2 separate regions of the Homo sapiens genome follow, and region 2 is linked to region 1. A link is a contact called in ENCODE Hi-C or POLR2A ChIA-PET data. All regions are on one chromosome and are shown on one strand. The core of a region is the stretch at or near the end of the contact, and the rest is flanking DNA. Distances in the headings are between cores, read along the strand shown.

The links. A loop is a pair of places that touch in the nucleus more often than their neighbours do. ChIA-PET counts read pairs that join two places held with the same protein, here RNA polymerase II (POLR2A). Pooled maps may share reads with other maps.
Region 2: a map of gastrocnemius medialis shows a loop between it and region 1 (2.9-fold over the local background). The contact joins two enhancer-like sites. A Hi-C loop is called at or near these places in 5 of 168 maps with a recorded cell type or tissue (Caco-2, Calu3, HepG2 and 2 more) and 3 of 50 pooled maps. POLR2A ChIA-PET finds 5 or more read pairs at or near these places in 2 of 52 experiments (SK-N-SH and common myeloid progenitor, CD34-positive).

Annotation. Positions count from the first base shown.
Region 1 is chr5:67,769,789-67,776,135 of GRCh38, reverse strand. No RefSeq gene overlaps it. Among named protein-coding and RNA genes, the nearest start is that of LINC02997, 20 kb to the left of the region's middle. RefSeq lists a silencer at 1,661-1,955. Within about 2 kb of position 2,600, at least 9 of the 41 ENCODE cell types and tissues checked have a DNase peak (open chromatin) inside an H3K27ac peak, as active enhancers do; they include gastrocnemius medialis, where a contact is called at or near this core.
Region 2 is chr5:67,803,160-67,809,506 of GRCh38, reverse strand. No RefSeq gene overlaps it. Among named protein-coding and RNA genes, the nearest start is that of LINC02997, 13 kb to the right of the region's middle. Within about 2 kb of position 2,671, at least 4 of the 41 ENCODE cell types and tissues checked have a DNase peak (open chromatin) inside an H3K27ac peak, as active enhancers do; they include gastrocnemius medialis, where a contact is called at or near this core.

The DNA of each region.
Region 1 (6,347 bases), core at 1,351-3,850:
AAAAATGCAAAGAGTAATAAGAATAATACTCCATGTCTTAGATTTTTAGATATTATACGTTTTAGAAAGTTTTGGTCTTTTCAGGTATGTAATTCACCAGGTAGGTTTTAACCCTTAGACTTTTAGAGGATACTGTGTATAGACAGAGTTGAAGGCCAGAGAAAAGTGAGTTTTATTAAACCATGTATCAGCATATTTTAGTTAGAAAATAGTGTCACCATAGTGATTGTTCATATTAGTTTTCCTTGGCCAGACTCGGTGGCTCACGCCTGTAATCCCAGCACTTTGGGAGGCCAAGGCAGGCAGATCACGAGGTCAGGAATTCAAGACCAGCCTGACCAACAATACAAAACACAAAAATTAGCCGGGCATGGTGTTGGATGCCTGTAATCCCAGCTACTCAGGAGGCTGAGGCAGGAGAATCGTTTGAACCTGGGAGGCAGAGGTTGCAGTGAGCTGAGATAGCACCACTGCACTCCAGCCTGGGTGACAGAGTGATACTCCATCTCAAAAAAAAAAAAAATAGCTTTCCTTTATTATTATTATTATTATTATCATTATTATTATTACTATTATTACTATTATTTTTGAAACTGAATCTTGCTCTGTCTCCCAGGCTGGAGTGCAATGGCATGATCTCAGCTCACTGCAACCTCCATCTCCCAGGTTCAAGTGATTTCCAGCTAATTTTTGTATTTTTAGTAGAGATGGGGTTTCACCATGTTGGCCAGGCTGGTCTCAAACTCCTGACCTCAAGCGATCCAACCGCCTCAGCCTCCCAAAGTGCTGCGATTACAGGCATAAGCCACCATGCCTGGCCTTAAAATTAGCTTTCTAAATCCCTCTACTGGAAATACATGGTAGGAAAGTAGTCCAAATAGTTTATTATAAATCACACAATAACTGATTTATTAAGAAAATGGCGGCAGTCTTCCCTCGGCCAGATACAGTTGTTTGTTAATCCACCTTATTTTTATTTAGATGACACACACACAAAATAGCTGCCATTTGTTACAGACAGCATTGGACTCAATTTGCCAACACATTTCACCAATTGTTTACCATTGTTCTCTGCATCTTTGTCTCTCCCTTTGTGCTTCCATCAGATGCAGTAATGAATGCATGCTGCAGGCACACTCTAGAATAGAGAAAAAAGGAGAAGTCACAGTTCTGTGATTTTAAGCTGTGTGCTCTTTTCTACTCTTCTCATCTGTACGCCAATGGGATCCAGCAAAGATGGGTGCCAGAACAAAGCAAAGCGGAAGAGGATGCCAGAGGGAAACCATGATAACTTTGTGGGGTTTTTTTTTTTTTTTTTTGCATTACAAGATAACTTTTTCTTTTCCTTTAAGACGTTTAATAGCATTTACTAAGATATCACTTGTTTGTCTTCATTCATATATTGCTCTATACTGAGTTAACCATAATTGTATGTGTCTTATCTTTTTATTTAGACTGTGTGCCCTCTGAGAAAAAGTATTTTTTAAATACTAGTATTTCTGGCATTTAATATTGTGTTGAAACATAGGAAATACAACAATGTTTGATGAATAAATAAATGCCACAGATGAGAAAGAAACTTTCTCATAATTTTCTCTATAATGAATTTGCTCTATAAAATGAGATTAAGAAGTCCACCCAAGGAATTTAATGACAGAAGTGGAACAAGAAACCAAAGACCTTGGCCTCCCTTCACCCCTCAAATCCAGCACTTTCCACAGTACCACACTCAAAATTCAGAAAGCTCAGGCTTGGAAGCCTTCAGATGCCTTCCTGGCAGGACTGTGTTAGGCACACCAGAATTGCATGAGACGACGCCTATGGTCTGTGCTGTTATGAAATATCATAACAGTGATCCAGTGGCTTTGATGTCTGCCAACAATTGCAAGTAAAGAAAGTGGTTTAATGACACAGGCATACTGTGAGCAAAATCCTTAGGTTGGCTCCTTTTGCCCTATAATATTTGTATGTGTAAGGAAACCTTTTACCCCTTCTACAGCTCTCTCTTTCCTTGAAAAGTCCCAAATATTAACCCTGAGAGATGACTTTCTACTTGCCACTGTAGAAAGAGTACTTACTTATCTGATATTACATACCACTCCTTCTTTGTCTCTGTGTTAATAACTTAATAATCTTGGGTGCACTTCCTGGAGTCCATAGACAAGAGGTAATAATTTTTCTCCTCACCATTATTCCTTTTCTGTTTTGTAAACTTACCCAGTATAGTACAATGATCTTCAACACCAAAAATTAGTTGGCAACTAAGTTGTAAGTTATGAATAATCCCCCAGTTATTTCCTCTGGGTAGGTTCATTGATTAGGATGTATTTTTCTCTTTCAACCTTATCTTTTAAAGGTCTTGTGAAGTTTTACCTTACATTTATTGCCCAGCAGACTAGAAAGACAGGAGAGAAGTGGTGGCAAGAAGAGCTGAATGGAATCGTTGATTATAATTGACAAAGAACTGCAGTGTGTGTGCAGAAAACAAAGAGACCTTTGTGTTGGTGGGAAGCATGTGACCGGCCGCCCTAATTTGGTCAGAGCTGTTCCATTTGCTCATCTACTTCTCTGGATGTTCTTCAAGATTCTGATTGAACCTGGTCTTTTCCACAACCTTTCCCATTTTCCCTGAGTCATCTTAGGGGATAAGAGCAAGAGAAGACTCCTGTTAACAGCCATATGATTCACCCTTCAGGCCTTTCCCTCAATTTTCTAAAACATAGTCTTGAAATAGTTTTGATCATGGATTAAATCAGTACAACATATACCCCATTTGTAAGTTATCCTCATGTACTGCCTATTCTGATACTTTATGCTAATATATTATGTAACATAAAACACACAAAAATTAGATTTAAAAAGATGAAAAATGAATGCAAATAGCAATTTTCTTAGTATTTTTCCTCTGCACCCTAATGCATCACCTTGTATACCTCCAGGGTGTTTACACCCTATTTTGGAGGCTCTTACCAAAAGATACTTATGAGTTGACCAAAGACAAATACAGTCCAATCTGAGAAGCTGCATCCTCTTTTTGAGGTCATTTGGGATTGTGACAACCAGGCAGCTTCCTCATGTTTCTGGATACTGCTGGGAAGACTGTTCCAAAAGGTACCCAAAAGCAAATACCCAACCCCAGTGTTCTAGAGACCAAAAATCTAGTCCCAGCCCTATCATTAACCAGCTCTACAACTCTAAGAAACTCATTTAAACTCTCTGAATTTGTCATTGGTGAAACAAAAACAAAAACGAAAAAACTTTCTTGCCCATTTCACCTAATTGCTATAAATATCAAAGACGGCAAGGGATTTGCAAGAATTTCTAAAAGAATAACACAGAATACAACTATAAGGTAGTATTGTTATTATTTTTAAAGATAGTGGAAGGAAGGAATATCCTACCTGCTCCCCTGCCCTCTGCACTGTTCATTGCATCAACAAAACTAACTCAATGCAGACACCCTCCCTCTTGCCCTCCTGTACTGTGTAAATGATCACTGGTGAAAATTGAAGCTGTTTAGTTTTAGATTTTAGTGAATACTTTCCCAACTCTTCCTCCCAAGATTTTAGAATCATAAAAGGTAAGAGGAAGATAATAATTTTAGAGTTGAAGGTAGCTGAAAGATTATCCCAGCTAGTATTCTTATTTTGTGGATGAAAATATTGAAGCTGAGTGAATTTCAGAGAGGCTAAATGATTTCTCCAGGATCACACAGCTAGGAAAGGAGCCACATCAGACCCTGAGAGCCATATTGGAACCTATTTTGGAATCCTTTTTTTTTTTTTCCTACAATGCTGCTACGGTTCCTTTCCTTCTTTCCATGCTGACTGCCAGGGCTGCTTCACATCATTATGGTACTCTAGTCAATCATTTATAATTCCTCTTCAGCTGTGTTTCTCTCAGGAGCAAACTATGTCTGTATTCTCCATTGCAAAAGATTCTCTTCTTTTGCATCCATATCTTTAAGTCTTACAAGTCAATTCCATCCCCCTAAACTGTCTCCAATTCTTTCTTACTGTTATTCAACTCCTACTCTGATCACCTCGTTAGCTACCCGTGATGTTTCCTTGTCAGGAAAGGACTGTGGATTAGATGGCCAGAGGTGGCCATTTAACTTGTCACGGAAGGCGTCTGCCTCTTCCAGAGCACTGACAGCTGTTGTGTCAGTCACACAAGGTAAAATAACCTTCTCACAGAGTAAAAATAAAATGGTAAACATAACCTTCTTACACAAGTCTCACACCAAAAGTAGGCGTGAATATTTTGGAGAGAATTTAGAAACGGGTGATAGAGATGGCACAGGCAGAAGCTGGTTAGATGGATATGTGTCCCTCCCTTCCAGGGTTTTTGTTTCTAACCAGGAGGTTAGAAACCATCCTTTTTCTTCTTTTTTCCCTTTCTTCCTTTGGCACCAGCCACTCCCGACCTCCCAAATACCCACCCAAATCCATCTCAGATTTAATGTGAAATTATGTTCATGTTGTATTTTCAATGGTTCCTGTTTTCTTCTACCTAGATCACTTTTAGGTATTTAATGGTCAAATATTCTCTATGAGTAAGATAGATTAAATCTCAGGATCCATGCTTCTAATGGGGCAAAAGTGAATTACTGAACACATTTAATAAAATGTCTCAGAAGGAAGCCTTGGCCCAAGTCATCACTGTAAGATGAGTAGCCAGAGATCTGAAGCAAAGAGCTGGCAAGATTTTTTGTGATTTCCATTTATTCTTGGCTTTGTTTTTATCAAACGTCCACTTGGGGTGTAATAGGATCAGAATGCAAATAGATCACCAGCATGACTTTTGAGAACAAAGAAAAATTTATATATACTCTGTTACCAATTTGTCTTTTAGGAATATCTGGCCATTTAAATATTTATGTCACCCAGTTTGTACGTGGAAGAAAGGCCAGCATTTTCTAGTTTGTTTTTCCCCCACCTGAGTGTTATGTGGTACATCTGACACCAGAGCACCTACTGAGGCTCCTAGCATAGGGCAGGTGTTCCATAAATGATTACTAAGTTTAACTGACTTGTGTTCAAAACCCTGATAACTGCAGTCAAAAAGCTGAAACGTTTCTCTTTGTCTAAATGTTAATGTTAAACACAATGCGAGCTCAAGATAAAAAAAAAAAGTAGAAAATGGTGAGTTAGAGGAAGGGGAGATAGGACAGCAGACATCATGCTCTGAGAACTAGTCTAAAATGTCGCAAGAGGTGGATGGCATGAAAGGCCAGTGTTTCCTGGAATGTGTCATAAGACTCTGAAGATAAGAGATCTGCTAAATAGTCACTAAAGGGAAGTGAACCTTGAGCACAAAAGATGTAGGAGGTAGAGGGGTAAGCCCGGAGGTTGCTGCAGCCAGGAAGGAGCCTGGATTTGCCCCACCCATCACCTCCTCTGCCTTCACTCCCATTCTAGACCCCACACGTTGGCTCATGTTCAGTGCAGGTACAGGGTACAGGCTGAGTGCTTTCCAGGCTCACCCTGCCAGAGTTTACCAGGCAGAAAGGAGAAGCAGGGAATGACTCCTTGCTTCTCCACCTCTCACTCCACCCCTGCCAGAAATTTAAAATATTTGATGGCAAAGAAACAATCTTTCCAACTGCTGAACTCTGACACTGCGTACAACATTGTCCAAACACTTCTGCTGCTGGCCTTTGTTAGAGGTTTTTTGCTCTGAAGCCACACAGGTCCCTATGTATGTGTTTGGGCCAGAGGCAGGGGTGGGCAGTGAGCTTTAACCTTGAACCACATTTACTTTACTAATAAGAATTCTTTCTTTTTCTTTTCTTTGTTTCTTTTTTTTTTTTTTTTTTGAGACAGAGTCTTGCTCTTCACCCAGGCTGGAGTGCAGTGGTGCAATCTCAGCTCACTGTCTCAGCTCACTGCAACCTCTACTTCTCGGGTTCAAGTGATTCTTCTGCCTCAGGCTCCTGAGTAGCTGGGATGACAGCTGTGTACCACCATGCCCAGGCAATTTTTGTATTTTTAGTAAAGACGGGGTTTCGCCATGCTGGCCAGGCTGGTCTCAAACTCCTCAAGTGATCCACTTGCCTTGGTGATATGGATTGTCTGTGTCCCGGCCCAAACCTCATCTTGAATCGTAGCTCCCATAATTCCCACATGTTGTAGGAGGGACTCTGTGGGAGATAATTGAATCATGAGGGCAGTTTCTCCCATACTGTTCTTGTGGTAGTGAATAAGTCTCATGAGATCTGATGTTTTTATATGGGGTTTCCCCTTTCACTTAGCTCTCAATTCTATCTTGCCTGCTGCCATGTAAGACGTGCCTTTTACCTTCTGCCATGATTGTGAGGCATCCCCAGCCATATGGAGCTGTGAGTC
Region 2 (6,347 bases), core at 1,422-3,921, 33 kb before region 1:
GTATACAACTTAATAAGTCAGGGGAAGAAGACAGAAAGAAGAAAGAAAGGAAATAAACCATAGAAATAAGTAAAAACAAGGATATAATAAAGAGAATTCAAACATATCAGAAAGTGGGTCATTGTAAGGCCTAGTTAAATAGACAAACCTTGGCAGGAATGATCAACAAAAATGGAGAGAAGGTGCGAAGAATATTAGAAAGTGAAAGGGGTACAAGACTGATATCGTAGAGAATAAGAAGAAGTTAATGTCACAGAATGAATTTATGACAGTAAATTTGAAAACGGATAAAATGGACAATTTTCTATAAAACCAAAACATAAAATTGATTGTAGAAGAAGTAGAAAACCTGAAAATGTCTATTACTATTCCAGAAATTGGATCACAATGTAAAAATCCACCCACTGAGCATACAATGAGAAAGTGCCGTGGGTAGCGGATAGGAGAAGGGTACCCTCATCTAGGCTCAAAGCCTTCCTTAACTGGTACATTTCAGCTGAAACCTGAGTGGTGAGAAGAAGTGAGCTATGCAAAGGTCTGGAGAACAAAATTCCAAATGTAAGGAAAATCAAATGCAAAGCCATCTGAGGCAGTGAGAGAAACAAAAAAGGCAGAGAGAAACGAACAGAAATAAAAGTTAAATGAAATAAAAAAAATAAAATTCTTACACTTGTAAATTCCTAAACAGCTAACATTTATTAAGTTCAAATCTGTGCAAATCATAGAGCTCTGAGTTTTATATACATGATTCCCCGTCCTCAAACATCTTTGCAAGGTAGGTTCTATTCCCATTTTGTAGAAGGGGTAGCTGAGGCTTAGTGCGGTTAAATAAAGTGGCCCACAGACACAGAGCTACTGAGTAGCAGATCCAGGACTCAAACTGGTCTGATATGTAAGCCTGAAGTTTGAACCACTTGTGCTGTGCCTGAGGAGAAAGTGCCAAAAATAAATGCCAAAGGCTGGGGCGAAGGCTTTCATGTGTGGTCACTGGTTCAGCAGCATCATCATCTCTTGGGACTTTGATAAACATGCAACTTCTCAGATTCTCAGGCCTCATCCCAGACTTGAATCAGAAACTCTGGGGGGTTGTGTCCAGTAATCTGTGTTTGTTAAAACACAGTTTTAACAAACCCCTTAGGTGATAACCTCTAGTATAGAGCAACTAGAAAGGTAGAATGTGGTGATGACAATGACACGGACCTAAGAGTTAGACAAACTGGACCCCTGGTTTGAGTCCAGCTCTGCCACTTCCTTATATACGATCTTATACATCACTTAAAATTTCTTAGCCTTGAGTCTCTTATCCATAAAATGGAGATAATTATAGTATGTACATTCAGGTTTTTGTGAGAATTAAGTAAAAACAAATGTAAATATTAGTAAATCAATGCCCTGGCACATTAAGTGTTCAATACATATTTGCTGGTATTCCTCTCTCTCATGCCTGGAGTCTGTCTTCCCTTAGCCTTTCCACAGGTACTCTGCATCCTCACTTTGCACTGGGGAAGAGGAATTAGAAAGATGGAACTATCTGGAGTCTTTAAGTCCAGGTGAAAGATGACAGTATAATATAGTAACTATACTAGAGCAATAGAAGTGGAAAAACAGAGAAGGGGAGGTCTCAAGAGTGGTGTCTAAGGAAGCATGGTTGGAGCTTGGTGCCTGATCAGATGTGGGGAAGAGCAAAACAAAGAGAGATGACTCTGGGCCTCTAGTTTGGCTGACAAGTGAACTGTGGTTCCAGTGAGAAAATAAATTTAGCTGCAAGAACAGGCTTGGGGTTATGATAATGTGTTCATATTTATATTTAGACAAGTGAGTGTGAAGGTGTGTGGGTGGCAGACAGAAAGAGAGAGAGAGAGACTGGAACTATAATATCAGTTGACAACCTGATCTTCCTTGTAATGGAAATTGCCACCTTCTTTCTGTGGGTACCAATGTGTTGTTGGAGAAGGGTGCTACTTGCCAGCCAGCAGGCCCTGCTGGTCATGCCACATTCTGTCGATACCCAGCAATCATGGCTAGGGCTAAGCACAGCCTTAACACAAGGAAGTGTCATTCAGGAGACAGACTGTGGGAAGGGAATGAAGCCATCACTAATGAATAGGCTAATAGGACTTGATGAGCAGTGAAAATCAATGAGGTACAAACTGCCTGCCTTAAAAAATGAGCAAGGTAAAAATGGAAGAATGCCAAACCACAGTTTTATCTCCAGTCTGTGCTAGTCCTCACCTACTGAAACAGAATTCACACTAATCTTGCACCATCCCTGTCATGGTCATGGGTCATGATTATGGATTATGGGTCATAGTCATCAGTTCAGTTTATCCGATTCCGTAATATTAATTATGCATCTAAGTACTGTCGGCTAAGATACATAATTTATATTAATTATGGGCTAAGTACTGTGCAAGACACAGAGACTGCAATTTTTGCTACTCTTCGTCCTCTGCATAATCATCACTATTATTTTATCGCTCAACATTACCTATAAAGTGCCAATAGATCTCTTTAGCTGCTGCCTGTCTTGCAAAATTGAATCACTGTACTCAATTAAGACTATTTGTTATTTTTATCTGTCCTCCAGCCAGCACATGCTGTGTCTGTGTCACTTTACACCATTATCTCTAGAACAGGGAGCACCCATGACATCTGAAGCTCAAACTCTCTTGAGTACAATTCTCAGGATCTCTGTGGCCAGGCTTCACACTAGGCTCATGAGTGCATTAAAAGACATCCAGATCCACAGGAAGGAAGGCACTGATGCTGACTGAGATCTCCCACCCTGATTTCCTACCTAAGAAAGCAAGTGAAAAATAAGCCCTTCCCAGACAAACCCAAAGCCCTTAGAGTGGAGGCAAATCCTCCTCTGGACACAGATACTAAAGGATTCTGAGTTGACAAGATGAATTCAGCTGTTTCTACATCTTAAATAGTGTGACACAGTGAAATGATCAGTAGATTAGAAGCCTCGTATTCTGTTCCCAGCTCTGCTTCCTTGGGTAAATCAGTGCATTTTTCTGGGTCCCAGCTTTCTTACCTGTAAAAATGGCCACATTCAAAGCAAGCCAGAGTGTTTTAGTTTCTAAGCTTCTCCGTAACTTAGTTACTCACTAACTGCTTTAAGTAAAGGAGGCACAAAGTAATGTTTTACATTTTCAGGAATGCATATCCCTGGCCAATGCCATATCCCTTTTTGGTGGTCTAAGTTGCTTGTTTGCATCTGAATGCCCTGGACAAGCCACACATGGATTTCTTTGTTTAAGAGAAGAAGCACATGATAGTCCTTTGTCTGCATAGAGGTGGATTCTAGCATAGAAGCCATGCCCCACATGGGGCCTTTGTGGTGCTCTGTTGTCTACCATGGGTCCTCTGATGCGTGACTGCCTAATAGGACCATTAGCAGCCTGAACCACCTGATTTTTCAGTGTTTGTGCCTTCTGGTTTCAAGGCTGCCACTTCTCTTGACAAGTGGTGTCTGTAAATACGCAGACCTCTGTGGCCGCCTGGATTTATGAAGTAATGCTTTGACTAACCCATCCACTTAATGGTCCCTGGCTCCTGGTGGCTCCTCACACCTGTCCCAGATCCTGGGAGACTGCCTCCATTCTCAACGCACTTGGTTAGCTCAGGCCCAACACCTTGGCCTTTGTCTATGACTCACTATCTCCCACTGTCAAGATAACATGCAGATAGGATTATACAGAATGGTTCTTGACTGGCCTGAAAGAGGCTGTTCACTCAGTTGGAGGCTGAGAAGAGTTATCAATGTTAATTACTAAAGCTGCATTCATTTCTTGCTATTTGGTGTGTTCTAAAAACCCTACTAGGATAAAGGAATGGAAAGGATTTGAACTTGTTCTGCCTTTCTGATTAAAAACGGGCTTAAGAAATTTGCTCTAGTTTAGACCTATGCTTAAGGTCTAGTGCCACCACCTTTATTATAGGAGGCAACTTGAGCTAAGCAAAATGAATCGGAGCTGCATATTGTAGGCAAGGACTATTACTTGTGTTATTTTTGGCTGCCAACAAAATACCAGGAAAATTACAAAGTAATAGTTACCGCTGTGAAAGAGAATAAGAAATAAAATTAACTTTTTATGCCTAAGGAAAAGCTTTCCATTCCCGTTATTTTTACAGGGCAGTACAGGAGCCGTCTGTGGGTCTTGGCACCAGATATCACATAAACAATCATTTGCACACACTAGGAATCCAAATATATTCTGTTCCTGGGGTCTGCATCTATTACCTTGACAGGAACAGAGAAAGAGTTTTAATCAGATTTATTTTATATGTAGAAATTGCCTCTTTTGTCAGCAGGAAAGAAATCTAGTCAAATGGATAATCTTATAAAAAGTAACATAAGCATGTCTAGAACCAAATCACACCCTATAAGACTCAGCCTTTCTTTCTTTTCTCCCACTTGCCCCAAATTTACCACACAAACTTGGAAATGAGCTGCCTTCTCATTGCTTAAAGCACTGACGGGATCCCACAGAAGAGGAGAAAAGTTGTTGTCCAATTAAGCTCCACGTGTGCATTCAACTCTTGTTGAAAAATTTAAAGAAGAAAAGGCTTCAGGCGGTAGTACAACATTTAACATGTCCTCATAGCCTTTCCTACTTTACTTCAGGGTCAAAATCTGTAGAGTCCAGACGGCATTGATGGAGCATCCTGGAGTTTATAGAAGGTTGTCTGTCTGGAGCTGGGAAAAGTCCACAGACTAGGAAAAGGATATATATTATTATAAGGAATTGGCTTCCATGATTCTAAAGGCTGAGAAGTCTCAAGGTCTGTGGTCAGCAAGCTGGAGACCCACCCAGGAGAGCCAACGGTGCAGTTCCAGTCTGAGTCTGAAGGCCTGCAAAACAGAAGAGCCAATGGTTTCAGTCTGAGTCCAAGTCCGAAGGCAGGAGAAAACCTATTTCCCAGCTCAGAAACACCATCATAGACACACCAAGAAAAATCTTTAATCAAATACCTGGGAACCCTCTAGTCCAATCAATGTAACATAAAAAAATTATCCATCACATGGAAACAGTAAAGAAATGTAAGACATGATTTATAAATTCATTGATTCAGTTCAATTTAGGACCAGATGAATTCACAGATGAGAAAACATACTCAGATTGGTGTGGCTCACTTTGACTACAATTTATTTCTGGAGAGCCTATCACTGACCTGGCCAGTATTTGAGGCAGCCAAAGGAGTTTGCTTTATTCGGTCCCTACACAATGAGAAGATTAGACTGTAAGCTCCTCTGGGAGTAATGACACATCCTGTACTTTAGTTCTGGCTATGAAGACACTGTAGAAAAACCTAAATCTCCTTATTTTTAGCTCTGAGCTATCTTTGTTATGTTTTGTCTAGTGGCCAGTGTGGTGTTCTGTTTTGGAAAGGAGCAGGAAGGTAAGGGGTCAAGAACAAAATGCAAATATCTTTGAATGGTGTTTGTGATGAGCAGCCCAGGTTACTTCTAGGTGAATTGTGGTGGCCATTTTCATTGAGTAGGTGACAAGTGTCTGAACCCCGTGGCGAAAAACAGAGAATTTTGTAACCAAAAATTTGGATTCAATTCTGGCTCTGCCGTTTCCTACTAGCGAGACTTTTAGCATGTTCCTTAACCTCTCTGAGTCAAATTTTATTCATCTGTTAAACCAGGATAATAATACTTGTTTGTCATCTTGTCTTACGCAGTATTTGAGAAGGTCAAAAAAAGATAATGAAAGGGATTTGTAAATATAATGTAGAATGTGAAATAAATACATCCATTCCGCAAACATTACTTGACACTAGGATGAATGAAGCCGACTTCAGCTCTCAAAAATTTAATAATCTAATCTAATAACCATCTGTGTGTGTGCTTGTTTATGAGGGGAAGCATACTCACTGAGGTCTGGGGACCAAGGGTAACTGGTAAATGATGCCTAGAGAAGCAACTTTAAAAGCAAGGGCAATAGAAATAGCCAGTCTCATAGGTTAAATTCCTTTCAGATTTGGTGCCCAGAAAACAAGTACAGGAGTGAGTGGAGGGTTGGAAGAGTTTCTATCAGAAGCAAAGTAAATACCTATGATACGGTTTGGCTGTGTCCCCACCCAAATCTCAACTTGAATTGTATCTATCTGCCAGAATTCTCACATGTTGTGAGAGGGACTGAGGGGGAGGTAATTGAATCATGGGGGCCAGTCTTTCCCGTGTTATTCTTGTGATAGTGAATAAATGTCACAAGATCTCCTGCGATTATCGGGTTTCAGCTTTTGCATCCTTCTCATTTTCTCTTGCTGCCACCATGTAAGAAGTACCTTTTGCCTCCCGCCTGATTCTGAGGCCTCCCCAACCATGTGGA